Regions from separate parts of the Homo sapiens genome. Here region 2 is linked to region 1. A link is a loop called in an ENCODE intact Hi-C map of the cell type or tissue named here. Cell type or tissue: CD4-positive, alpha-beta T cell. All regions are shown on one strand. Links, peaks and the distances in the headings refer to the core of each region. The heading gives the core; the rest is flanking DNA.

Region 1 (6,825 bases), core at 3,584-6,083:
GTGAGGATGCCTCAGGGGGCTGGCCCCAGGGGGTGACTGGGCTGGGAGGCACTGGGCACAGCTCCTGTTCTCACGGGCCACCCTTACACAGCAGCACTCCCTCGGGAACCCTGGGGACAGAGCACAGCCCTGGGGACACGGCAGCAGCCGGGTGTTCTTAAGGGGTCTTCCTATTAGCCTGCTCTCCCCACTGCCTGGCGGTGCCTGTAGCTCTTGCCTGTTAGAGGGGAGCCTGGAAGGGCTGCTGGGGGCTTTGAAGCCGTTCCCAAGCACTCTGACACCGATGGGTGGGGAGCCGTGTCCAGGCACGAGCGTGCTCACCGAGCGTCACAGGCATGCAGTGTCGTTCCCCGAGCTGTGGGTCCATTGAAAGGGGATGTAGGCCAGCGGGGCCCCGTCCACCAGCCCTGCCCTGCTCGAGCCTCCCTGTCTCACAGAGAGAAGTCAGTGAAGAAGCCGGCCCCGCCTCCAGCCCCACCACAGGCCACCAAAACCACTGCTCCTGTCCCCGAGCCCACCAAGCCAGGAGACCCTCGGGAAGCCAGGAGGAAGGAGCGGCCAGCCAGGACCCCCCCCAGGAGGTGAGCACTCCGGCGTCCGGGGCCCTCAGGCTTTCCGTGTTCTTGGTGCCACTGTGATGCTGGCACTGCTGGAAATCCAGAGTGCCAGGGTCCAGAGCCAGGTGGTGGGAAGCGCCCCCTAGCCGAGCAGCACCCAGTGAGCCCTTACCCGGGAACCTGCCCTGTCCCCTCCCTGAGCCTGTGTTTCTGGAGCGTGAAGGGGAAGGGACAGCGTGGCACGGAGCACAGGCCTTCCCGCCATGGCCCCGTCTGCACTGGAAGGTGCTGCCCCCGAGAGACTGTACTTTTTATCTTGACAAAACACTGAGCCTAAAGGAAGACAGGCCCAGGCCCTGTTCCAAGGTGGTAGCAAGGCCAGTCTGGAGGCTCACCTCACAGGGCTGCTGGTGGGGAGGGGAGGCCGCGAGGGGCTGTGGAGGCCACGCCCCCTGAGCCCCGCTGTTGCTTGTATTACAGGCGGACGCTAAGCGGCAGCGGCAGTGGCAGTGGTAGCAGCTATAGTGGTTCCAGCTCCCGATCCAGGTCATCCCCATCACCCTGTGCCTCTGTTTCTCCCTCCCCGTCGGGGCCAGGAAGTCCCAGAAGCAGCCAGTGTGGGTTGGGCTGTCTCCCACAGGTGGGCTGGGGCCCTTCTGGATCTGAGTCACCCTGGGGCTGTGGAAGGCTGCGGTTGAAGCTTTGACACAGGAGAAAATGGGCCAGGACTCGTGATAGGAAGACCCCCTCCCCCCACCAAAAAAAGATTCACAAACTCGGGGGCACTCAGGTCAGGAGGAGGTGCCTCTGCCCTGCTGACTTGATGCCCAGCACCCTGAGAGAGCACCTGCACCTGGGGAGGAGCCGGCAGCTTCCAGCCCAGCAGGGCAGAGGCTGGGCCTGCGTGACCTATCACACCTGTCGAGGGAACCGGCCTGAGGGGGTGGGGAAGCCGATAAAAACATCTGAGAAGAGAATACATGGAAAAGCTTTGTGGGCCAGGTGCGGCGGCTCACACCTGTGATCCCAGCACCGTGGGAGGCCAAGGCAGGAGGATTGCTTGAGCCCAGGACTTGACCAGCCTGAGCAACATAGACCCCATCTCCACAGAAAAAGATTTTTTTTTTTTTTTTTTTTTTTGAGACAGTTTCATTCTTGTTGCCCAGGCTGGAGTGCAATGGCGCGATCTCGCTACCTCCGCCTCCCGGATTCAACCTCAGCCCCCTGAGTAGCTGAGACTACAGGCGCACACTGCCACGCCCAGCTAATTTTCTGTATTTTAGTAGAGATGGGGTTTCACCATGTTGCCCAGGTTGGTCTCAAACTCCTGAGCTCAGGCATTCCACCCACCTTGGCCTCCCAAAGTGCTGGGATTACATGCGTGAGCCGCCGCACGCAGCCTAATTTTGTATTTTTAGTAGAGACTGGGTTTTACCACGTTTCTGATCTTGAACTCCTGACCTCAGGTGATCCATCCGCCTCGGCTTCCCAAAGTGCTGGGATTACAGGTGTGAGCCACTGCACCCAGCCCAGAAATTTTTTTTAATTAGCTGGGTATAGTGGTGTGTGCCTATGATCCCAGCTACTTGGGAGGTCAAGGTTGAATGAGCTGTGATCACGACATTGCATTCCAGCCTGGACAACAGAGATCCTGTCTCAAAACAAAAAAAAAGGATTTTTGCTATTTAGTTGTTTTAAAAGAAAGTATTAAATCAGTCCTTAGATTCCTTGCATAGAACTCTTTCATTTCCAGGCAGCAGGTCGTTTATATATTTGTCACAGTTCTTTGTTTCTTTTGTTTGTTTTGTTTCTGGAGAGACATGGTCTTGCTGTGTTGCCCAGGCTGGTCTCAAACTCCTGGGCTCAAGTGATCCTCCCACCGTGGTCTCCCAAACTCGTGGGATTATAGGCATGAGCCACCGCGCCTGGCCTAAATGTTTCTTAATAAGTCTGAAATGTTTTAAAGACCTGACTTTTGAAAAAAAAAAATGGTTCTCTTACATTCCCCCGTTCCTTGCTCCGGTACCCAATGTACCTGGAAGACGTGGTTGGTGTTTTCTCGAGCAGCATATGGGCAGGGCAGACTCAGGTGCCAGTCCTGTGTGCTTTGTGTCCGTGTTGAGTGCACGCCAGTGAAGCTACAGACCTGCTGTTTCCAGTCTGTCTGCCGTGTGTTCCTCAGGCATTCCCTGAGACTGCGGAATTGCTCCTTGTGTTTTTAATTTCCCTGTGGGCTGAGGCTATCTCCCTTTTGTCTAAGCCAGGGACTCTGCTTAAATTCCATCCTTGCCGCTGTTGAGTCAGCTCAGTCCTGTTTCCCTTCCCAAAAAGCAACCTGACATTCGTTTTGTTTTTTGTTTGTTTTGAGACGGAGTTTCACTCTTGTCGCCCAGGCTGGAGTGCGATGGCATGGTCTCGGCTCACTGCAACCTCCACCTCCCGGGTTCAAGCGATTTTTTTGCCTCAGCCTCCCCAGTAGCTGGGATTACAGGCGCCTGCGACCACGCCCGGCTAATTTTTGTATTTTTAGTAGAGATGGGGTTTTACCATGTTGGCCAAGCTGGTCCCGAACTCCTGACATCAGTTCAGCTGGGTCTCAGACCCCATTGCTCGTGACGAGATCTGCCCATCTCAGTCTCCCAGAGTGCTGGGATTACAGGCGTGAGCAGCCGTGCCTGGCTGCAACCTGACATTGATTAGTGAAATGGGGCCCTGGCCTAGCCATGGGGACGTCCCTTACTTTGTAACCCTGAAACTGCCCAGTGTCCCCCCAAAATCACACATTCCGTGGGTACATGATCCATAAATGGACACTGCGTAAAAGTGGACCATGGAGCACCCCCTGCTGGCCCCTCCCTCCAGTCTGGCTGGGGTGTGGTGAGATGTGCTTGTGTGTCCAGGTCCCTGAGCGTGAGCAGCGTCTCCTCAGTGTCCAGTGCTACGTCGAGCAGCAGCTCTGCACACAGCGTGGACTCGGAGGACATGTACGCAGACCTGGCTAGCCCCGTGTCCTCAGCCAGCTCTCGGTCCCCGGCCCCAGCCCAGACCAGGAAGGAGAAAGGTACTCAGGAGCCCTGGTACCTTTGGGGAGCAGCTCCCGGGGGAGGAGGGCGGCATCAGCACAGACTTTGCCTGGCTGTTGGTGTGGCCATGGGAAAATCACCAGTACCCCCATGACTGCGGATTTATCATTGGTAGGAAAATCTAAGAAAGAAGACGGTGTTAAAGAGGAAAAGCGGAAAAGGGATTCGTCCACACAACCACCCAAATCTGCAAAACCTCCAGCAGGGGGGAAGTCCTCCCAGCAGCCCTCGACACCCCAGCAGGCACCCCCCGGGCAGCCCCAGCAGGGCACATTTGTGGCCCACAAGGAGATCAAGTTGACACTGTTGAATAAGGTGAGGGCAAGGGCCCTCCTGGTGGCTGCCCCAGCGTCTAGGCCTGGGTCCATCTGCTTCCTGAGACAGCTTCCTCCTGGGGGACGGAGCCTGAGTGAGGGCGAGTGGGGCCTTGCAGGTGTCAGCACAGCCTGGGTAACAAAGCGAGACTCCATCTTTCCGGCCTGGGCTGGGAAGTGTGAGCATCTGGGGAGGTTTGGGTGCTGCTGGCCTCTCTCTGAACAGAGAGGGCGTTCTCTTCGTGCCTGTGGCCGCCATTCCCTGCCATGCAGTCTCAACACAATACAGGAAGCCTCCGTCCCTGTCCTCTGTCCTCAGCAGGACACATCCCTGTCCTCTGCTGGAAGGGCAAGAGGCCTGGCTTCATGGGTCCCAGGTCCTCCTAGAGTGGCCCCCGTGGGGAGCAGGAAGGCCTGCAGGGTGCTTCCCCTGGAACGTGAAGGGCCCCAAGTGCACAGTGGGGGTGCCCTTGGTCCGGGTCCTGGAGGCCTCACTCAGGGCTACGGGGTCTCATGGGTGTGTGGTGGGACCTTTGGGAGCAGAGCAGGTTGCTGGCAAGGAACCCATGTCCTCTGGGGCGAGGACACGGCTTCTGGCTCCTGGCCCTGCTGTCCTCACTGGCCTCTCTCTTGTCCCAGGCGGCTGATAAAGGAAGCAGGAAGCGCTATGAACCATCAGACAAGGACAGGCAGAGCCCTCCTCCAGCCAAGCGGCCCAACACATCCCCAGACCGAGGTGAGCCTCCCAGCCCCTAGGGGGCAGGGCAGAGGGACGGGAGCCTGGGGATGCGGAGCAGCTGGGTCTGAGACCCCATTGCTCTTAACAAGTAGGAGGAGGGTCCAGAGAACATCTGACTTGCAGATGATGCCTGTCGGTATTTAGGGTGTTGAAAACTAAAACGAAGAAAAGGTTTTAAATATTTGTTTAAAAATAACAGGACCGGGCGTGGTGGCTCACGCCTATAATCCCAGCACTTTGGGAGGCTGAGGCCGGCAGATCACTTGAGGTCAGGAGTTCCAGACCGGCCTGGCCAACCTGGTAAAACCCTGTCTCTACTAAAAATACAAAAATTAGGCCGGGCGCGGTAGCTCATGCCTGTAATCCCAGCACTTTGGGAGGCCAAGGTGGGCAGATCATCTGAGGTCAGGAGTTTGAGACCAGCCTGGCTAACATGGTGAAACCCTGTTTCTACTAAAAATACAAAAAATTAGTTGGGCGTAGTGGCGTGCGTCTGTAATCCCAGCTACTTGGGAGGCTGAGGCAGGAGAATCGCTTGAACCTGGGAGGCAGAGGTTGCAGTGAGCTGAGATTGCACCATTGCACTGCAGCTTGGGCAACAAGAGCAACTGTATTTTTTTTTACACATGTGCCATTTTTGCAAAATATATTTTCCAAAACAAATGAGCAGGAATGGCATTGGTTTTTCCATTTTTGCAAATCTCTTCAGTCTGGCTGACGGAAGACGGCTGGACCCACATGCCTCGTGCCTTCTGGAGATCCTCCCAGGCTCCTGCGGACTGAGTGACGAGGCAGATAGTGTCTATATTACTGTTGAACCACACAGACCTGAAAGGGCCTCGGGGACCCCCAGCCATGCTGACCACACCCCAAGAGCTGGGGCCCAGATGGAAAGACAGGGAGATTGTCCTGGCTGGCTTTGATGGGTGGAGCTCAAACCAGATAGAGGACAAGGGGGCCTGGCCACCCGCACAGACACTCCCAGACACAGAGAACAGGCAGGGGGCTTCCAGACCCCTTCCCAAGCAGTTCTCTGGGTTTGTCGGACACAGGAAGAGGAAGCTGCTCACCTTTGTCCCTAAGCCCAGGGCCTGTGCCCTGTGTGGCTGGTCTGGAACAGCCTTGCTGCCCTTGCCTGGGGTTGGAACCAGGGCCTCTGGGGTCCTGCGGACCTTTGTTCTCGCACCAGCCTTGGGCCTGCGCTGGGCAGTGGCCCCCCCCTCGGTTGCCGCGCCTCCCTCCTAACATTGCCAGAGTGAAACACTCCTAGTCTCTCGGCTTTGCTTGTATTTCTTTACTGCCATGTCTTTCTTGTTGTTCCGTATTTGAAGACCCATGTGATAAATTTCTTCAAAGCTAGGAAGGAGTTTTGTCTCTCTGCGTGAGATATTGGCTGCTTGCTGGAACCTGGGGCCCAGGTTTGGCCTCAGCCTCATTTCCAGATGCCTTGGTGCCCACATCTCTCTTCTCCTACTTGGCTCTCCCCTTTTTATTTCTTTATAAAAATGAAGGTGGTGAACTAAGCAGCCTCAGGCTTTAGAAGTGAGTCCCTGGCATCGGTGAGGCCACCCACACAGCCATTCCCTGTACATCAGGAGGGTGGTCTCACTCTGTACCTATCACCCAGGTTCTCGGGACCGGAAGTCAGGTGGGAGACTGGGCTCCCCGAAGCCAGAGCGGCAGAGAGGCCAGAACTCCAAAGCCCCTGCAGCCCCGGCTGACAGGTGAGTCCCACCCAGCATGTGCCCTGGGCACACCGAGGGGGCCAGCCCCAGTCGCTTCCCCAGGGAGGCCAGCAGCAGCAGGGCTAGCACTGGGCCAGGCTGGAGGCGTCACTACAGCTCCTGCTGGTCTGACGGGGTGAGGGGCATGGACAGCGAATTGCAGCCCCACCCCCCACCCCCCCCCACACACACACACACGCTCCTGCCCTGGTTGAGGCTGGAGGGTGCCCTCTGCTCCGCATGCCCTTGGGCAAAAGATCCCTGGGCACAGAGGTGGGAAGAATAACAGGAGGTTGTGCGGGGCCAGCCCAGGACCCTCCCAGTCTGCTCCACAAAGCCCGGGAGCCAGTGGCTAGGACCAGGCCTGCTTGTGGCAGTGGGAGCCTGGCCATCCAGGGAGCCCCTTGC
Region 2 (6,825 bases), core at 1,794-4,293, 40 kb before region 1:
TGCCCTGTGTGCTGCACAGTGCTTCTCCCTGGTGCTGTGGCGGGATGCTTAGAGCTGCCGGGCACGCTCTGATCATCCCTGCTATGTAGATCTGGGACCTAAGATTTGGAAAATTGACGTGAATTCAATTCCTGTGACAATATCCAGGTTCCACACGCAGCTTCCTGCCCCTTCTGGTTTGGAGAAAGCAGTGCTGATTGATAGATGCCTCCCCCACGCTAAGACGGTGTTCTCTGTTTCAGGATGATGACCTGGAAGAAGGTGAAGTGAAGGACCCCAGTGACAGGAAGGTGAGGCCTCGTCCCACCTGCCGGTTCTTCATGAAAGGTAATTGTCTGCGTGTGAGGCCTTCTCGCAGCCAGCTGGGGCCCCACCTTCTGGGGCTGTGGTGCTGGCTCACCTTGCCAGGCCCTGCTCTGCTCAAGGCAGTTCTCTGGGCATTACTGGCTAGGTGGTGGTGGTGGTGGTGGTGGTGGTGGTGGCAATATTGATGGTAAACAATAGGCCCTTTTATTGGTGCTTTTATCACTTTAATGACTGCCTTGGTGGGAGCAGCCTGGTCATTCTCATTCTCACACTGGTGGTCCCAGGCCCTTCCGATCGCAGCAGACCCATAACTATAATGCAGATGGCATCAGTCATTTTTCAAAGTGGTCCTTTTCATAAGGCCGAATGTTCTAGACACCAGAATTAGCATTTTCCCCACCTCTGTAGAGATGGCCGCTTTTCCTGCAAGATGTGTCCGAAGCGTTTGTTCGTGTGGAATGGATTTCGAAATGGCCAGAGATGGCCGCTGAAGGCAGCAGGGCTCTCTCCTGTAGAAGGAATGGTGTGAGTTCAGGAGCTGCAGCAGGGGACAGTGTAAGAAAGTGTCAGAAAAGTCTGGGCTGACCCATTTTAAAATGTGGCAGAACTCTAGCCTGATGATGTTAGGGCTTTTTGTTTCGCTGCTTAATGTCTTGGGGGATTCGGAAATGGAAATGAGAATTTCCAACTTGTAAGGGTATCTTTGATGTGCAGCAGTAGTTTTGGCATATTTCTTGTAATTCAGCGTTCCCCTTGGAAAGGTAGGAAGGTGTTTTTCTCTTTTCTCTTAATTTTGCTGTAAGCCCATAGATGACTGTCACTGCCAGCCTGTGTGTGCCATCTAAAGCTCACAAGAGCTTCCTGTACTTCTTTTCCAGATGTTGTGACACCATTATCCACTCTTCTTCCACCAATATCCAATTCCATACCATTCAGAGGCCAGGTTAAAGGTACAAAATACGCTATATTCACTCTCTTCAGTACCTTAAAGTCCCCCTACTCCAGAGGCCAGACTTCCTTCTCCTGGATCCAGAACACAGCTGTGAAGCCAGAAGGAAAGGGGGTCTTTGAGGGGCAGAGAGCTGTTCGGAACCTCCTCCTTAGAGGCACGTGAGCCAGTCGAGCATCGGGGACAGGCAGGACACACCCTTGGGGTGTGGCGGAGTCCCATCATTCAGAGGCAGGCTGTGCTCTTAGAGCAGCCGGGAACGCCCCTGTGCAAGAGATGACCTGATGATGTGGGGCTCATGGGAACCCCGGGTTAGGCTCGCTCCTGTGGGTGTGTGCTTGCTTGGTTTTGCCAAGCAAAAACAGTTGACGTGCCCAAGTCACACGTGCATGTGAGGGGCCCCTACTGGGGAGAGCCTGTGAGGGCAGCAGACTTAGAGCCGTAGATTGTCACAGACACACCTAAGAATGCAGAGAAATGTGCGGTACGTTTTGGAAAAGCTTTGGTATTCACAGTGTCAGTATTTAAAGAAATTGGAATTTAAGCAGAAGACCTCTTTTCCATAATAGTGTGGGAATTAACAACATCAGTGTCTCAAATTTCTGTATGAAAGTGATGGAGAACAATCTGTACACATGTACGTGTACACATTTGCAGTCATTTTGAATCAGCACCCATCACAGTGCAGTGCTCTGGTCTCTGGGTGGCAGTGTGACTGGGAAGCTTGACCGGCCAGTCGGCGTTGGCCTGATGGTTCCAACTGCAGGAGGCTGCAGCATCCACCAGGGCAGGGAGACTCTGGACCAGGAGCCCAGGGCTCACTGCTGAGCTAATTCCAGAATTTAACAACAGAAGCACAAAACAGACAGAGAGATGGTTACTGGAACTCTTCATTCCCTTCATTGGGAGATGCCTGGATGAACACAGACAGGATCCTGTCTCCTTGCACATCACGTGGGTTGGTCAGAATTGGAAGGTGGTGCCCCCAAAGTTAGACTAAGTACTGAGTTTGGGTTTCAGCAAGTGAGACCATGTGGAAGGGTTTCTACAGTCAAGAAAGGAGTTTGAGACCAGCCTGGGCAACATAGTGAGACCTTGTCTCTACAAAAAATGAAAACTTAGCAGGGTTTGGTGGCACGCATGTGTAGTCCCAGCTACGTGGGGGGTGGGGGCTGACAGGGGCAGATCACTTGAGCCTGGGAAGTTGAGGCTGCAGTTGTGCCATGATCGTGCCACTGTACTCCAGCCTGGGCGACAGTGAGACTCAGTCTCTTGAAAAAAAAAAAGTCAGAAGCTAGATAAGGCAGCATTTTTGCGGCTTAATCAGGTGTTATCAATAACTCATTTCAGAAGTGTTTTTATTCTGTAGAGTGAGGTGATACGGTACAGAGGAAGTGGCTGATTCTTACCGTTTTCTAGATCATGTCTTCTGCTGCTGCTTTGTTATGAGAAATTTGGACTTAAATGTTTCTGCCTACCTGCAGTTTATATGAAATTGAAATTCTTCAGTTTATGATCTCTCCAATAACAACAAGTTATTTTAAAAACAAAATGAAGTTTGTTGTGTTGGCAAGGATATGGAGATGTTGGAGCCCTCATTCACTGCTCGTGAGAGGGTAAAACGGTGCAGCTGCTTTAGGAAACAGTTCCTCAGAAGCTCCCGGGTACCCACTGTATGACCCAGCAGTTCCACTGCAGGTATGCAGCCAAGAGAAACGGACGTGTGCATTTATGTGAAAGCTTGTGCATTAATGTTCACAGCAGCATAATTTCCAGTAACCAAAGAGAAACAACCCAGGTACCCAAAAAGTGAGGAATGGATAAACAAGTGTGGCCTGTCCATGCAGTGGAATGCTACTTGGCCATAAAGGGAATGAAGCACTGGCTCATGCCACAATGTGGACAAACTTTGAAGACGTGCTGAGTGACAGAAGGGAGCACAGAAGGCCACAGGTCCACAGAGACAGAAAGCAGATTGTGACTCACGCCGCAACGTGGACGAGCCTTGAAGACGTGCTGAGTGACAGAAGGGAGCACGGAAGGCCACAGATCCACAGAGACAGAAAGTAGATTGTGACTCATGCCACAATGTGGACGAGCCTTAAAGACGTGCTGAGTGACAGAAGGGAGCACAGAAGGCCACAGATCCACAGAGACGGAAAGTAGATTGATTCCTCGTTGCCTGGACTGGGGGTGGAGAGTGATAGCTAGTGAGTACAGGATTTCCTCTTTGGGGTGATGGAATGTTCTAGAACTAGCTAGTGGTGATGCTTACACAACTTTGTGAATATACTGCAAACCAGTGAATTGTACACATTAAATGGGAGTATTTTATGTTATGTGAATTGTGTCACAATTAGAAAATTCTTTTCTTAGAAAAAAGTCGGTGGCTGGGCATGGTAGCTCATACCTGGAATCCTAGCACTTTGGGAAGCTGAATGGGGAGGATCACTTGAGCCCAGGAGTTAGAGACCAGCCTGGGCAACATTGCAAGAGCTCATCTTTCTTTTTTAAATTACTTGTAGAGATGGGATCTCACTATATTGCTCAGGCTGGTCTCAAATACTAGGCTCAAGCAATCCTTCCACCTCAGCCTCCCAGAGTATGGGGATGACAGGCATGAGCCACTGCTCAGGCCTCTCTTAGCTTTATCTCCGACACGTTGTGATATAGAGATTAATCATTTAATCGCTTAGTGGACACATTGAGATTTGTGACCAAATGACAGCAAAATGCACTGGGAACACACCTTGCTCACATTTTAGAGATCAGTGCTTTGTGTACGCCTGCCCGGCTCCACAGCACATACACTACAACTGGAGCTGTACTTCTTCATGGGATGTTTTTATCTCTCGTGGGCCTGTGTTGGATCATCAGGACACAAAGTTCTGTCCACAGAGGAGTAAGTAGCATCTTCTTTAAACTGTGTCCCACTTTGGGTTTCTTTATTTCTTTTTTTTTTTTTTTTGAGACAGTGTCTCGCTCTGTCACCCGGGCTGGAGTGCAATGGTGAGATCTCGGCTCGTTGGAACCTCCACCTGGGTTCAAGCTATTCTTCTGTCTCAGACTCCCGAGTAGCTGCGATTACAGGCATCTGCCACCACCCCCAACTCATTTTTGTATTTTTAGCAGACATGGGGTTTCATCATGTTGGCCAGGCTGGTCTCGAACCCCTGACCTCAGGTGATCCGCTCACCTCAGCCTCCCAGAGTGCTGGGATTACAGGTGTGAGCCACCACACCCGGCCCCTACTTTGGGCTTCTGATTTATCCCTCAGTGAACAAGCATCCCAGTCCATTTTTTGGGTCTGATCTCCTTGGCTGTGCTCCCCCTAATTTTTTAAAATTGTGGTGGAATACTTTTTTTTTTTTTTTTTGAGATGGAGTCTTGCTCTGTCACCCAGGCTGGAGTGCAGTGGCACCATCTCGGCTCACTGCAAGCTCTGCCTCCTGGGTTCACGCCATTCTCCTGCCTCAGCCTCCTGAGTAGTTGGAACTACAGGCGCCCGCCACCACGCCCAGGTAATTTTTGTAGTTTTTGGTAGAGACGGAGTTTCACTGTGTTAGCCAGGATGGTCCCGATCTCCTGACCTCGTGATCTGCCCTCCTCGGCCTCCCAAAGTGCTGGGATTACAGGCGTGAGTCACTGCACCTGGCCTTCTGTCTTTTTAAGACTGAATAATAGGTGCGGTGGCTGATGCCTGTAATCATAGCACTTTGGGAGGCCGAGGTGGGTGGATCACTCAAGGTTAGGAGTTCGAGACCAGACTGCTCAACATGGTGAAACCCTGTCTCTACTAAAAATACAAAATTAGCTGGGGGTGGTAGAGCACACCTCTAATTCCAGCTATTTGGGAGGCCAAAGCAGGAGAATCGCTTGAACCCAGTAGGTGGAGGTTGCAGTGAGCCAAGATCACACCACTGCACTCCAGCCTGGGCAACAGAACGAGACTCCGTCTCCAAAAAAAAAAAAAAAGATTGACCAATATTTGTTAGTGTGGAGCAGCTGCATTGGGTGTTTCCCTCATCTGTGGGTGGACACTTGGGTGGTTTCCACCTCTAGGCAATTGTGAATAGAGCTGCTGTGAACGTGGGCGTAAAAATCTCTTCAGACCCTGCTTTCAGCTCTTTCGCATGTGCCTGGCAGTGGAGTTGCTGATGACCTGGTGGTTGTGTGTTTCATCTTTTGTGGAACTGCTGGCAGCGGAGTTTCTGATGACGTGGTGGTTGTGTGTTTCATCTTTTGAGGAACCGCTGGCAGTGGAGTTGCTGATGACCTGGTGGTTGTGTGTTTCATCTTTTGAGGAACCGCTGGCAGCGGAGTTTCTGATGACCTGGTGGTTGTATGTTTCATCTTTTGAGGAACCGCTGGCAGCGGAGTTGCTGATGACCTGGTGGTTGTGTGTTTCATCTTTTGCGGAGCCGCTGGCAGTGGAGTTGCTGATGACCTGGTGGTTGTATGTTTCATGTTTTGAGGAGCCGCCAAGCTGTCTTCCACAGTGGCTGTGCCATTTTACTTTCCCACCAGTGGTGTGGGGGCTTCCAGTTTCTCCACGTCCTCACCATTACTCTGTTCTCTGTTTTTTTTTGATAGTAGCCATTTCAGTGGGTAGGAGGTAATATCTTACTGGGTTTTGATCTGCCTTTCCTGAAGATGGGTGGTGGGGTGTCTTTTTTCATGTGCTTAATAGGTCATTTGTGTATCTTCTTGGAGAAATGTCTTTTGCTCAGTTTTGAATCCTTGCAAAACTGTGTTTAAAGCAGCAGGTCTGAGTGTCATCTGTGAACCCCTGGGAGTCCTTGAGACCCTTTCAGGGGACCCTGAGGTCAAAACTATATTTATTTATTTTTCTTTTTCTTTCATTTTATTTTACTTTTGTGAGATACAGTCTCCCTCTGTTGCCCAGGCTGGAGTGCAATGGCGTGATCTCAGCTCACTTGCAACCTCCACCTCCCGGGTTCAAACGATTCTCCTGCCTCAGCCTCCCGAGTAGCTGAGATTACAGGCGCATGCCACCATGCCTGGCTAATTTTTGTATTTTAGTAGTGGCTAAATTTTGTGTTTCAGTTGGTCAGGCTGGTCTCGAACTCCTGACCTCAAATGATCCGACCGCCTTGGCCTCCCAAATCGAAACTATATTTATAATAACAGTAAGGCTGAGCCAGGCATTCACCATGCACTGGCATTTCGAATGCCACTTTACTTCATGTCTGTGCTGTAGTAGTAAGAACTGTAATTTAATTAAATCTTACACTTGTGTACAGATGTATTATTTATTTTTATTATTCGTAAGTTCTTTTTAAAAAACTTTATTAAAGTAATATTTATGTGCCATGAAATTGACCCATTTTAAGTGTACAGTTCCATGATTATATAAGCATATCCCTATGATAAAGTTTAATTTATAAGTTACGCACAGTAAGAGATTAACAACAATAGCCAATCATAAAATAGAGCAATTGTAATAAAAATGTGAATGTGATCTCTCAAAAGAGCTCACTTTACTGCACTCAGCCACTCAGCCATCTGATGACGTGGGATGAAATATGCTCGCATGATGACACGGAGGC

What was found. Peaks named below come from ENCODE experiments on the same cell type or tissue, not always from the same donor. Only the 100,000 strongest peaks of a DNase experiment are listed, where the experiment ranks them.
Region 2: it touches region 1 in a loop (1.8-fold over the local background); 6 of 110 quality-filtered maps call a loop at or near these places.

The regions. Positions count from the first base shown.
Region 1 is chr16:88,624,165-88,630,989 of GRCh38, forward strand. It overlaps ZC3H18 (zinc finger CCCH-type containing 18), which reads left to right. Exons shown (of 18, transcript NM_144604.4): 12 at 438-581; 13 at 1,038-1,103; 14 at 3,458-3,618; 15 at 3,756-3,955; 16 at 4,594-4,690; 17 at 6,321-6,417. Among named protein-coding and RNA genes, the nearest start is that of IL17C, 11 kb to the right of the region's middle. RefSeq lists enhancers at 3,430-4,146, 4,147-4,861. In CD4-positive, alpha-beta T cell, for the core only: CTCF peaks have their summits at 4,657 and 4,862; a DNase peak (open chromatin) is centred at 4,707.
Region 2 is chr16:88,586,358-88,593,182 of GRCh38, forward strand. ZC3H18 (zinc finger CCCH-type containing 18) reads left to right here. Exons shown (of 18, transcript NM_144604.4): 3 at 243-327. Among named protein-coding and RNA genes, the nearest start is that of ZC3H18, 19 kb to the left of the region's middle. RefSeq lists enhancers at 3,164-3,458, 5,354-5,603. In CD4-positive, alpha-beta T cell, for the core only: no CTCF peak of the experiment used is centred there; a DNase peak (open chromatin) is centred at 3,295; H3K27ac peaks cover 450 bases.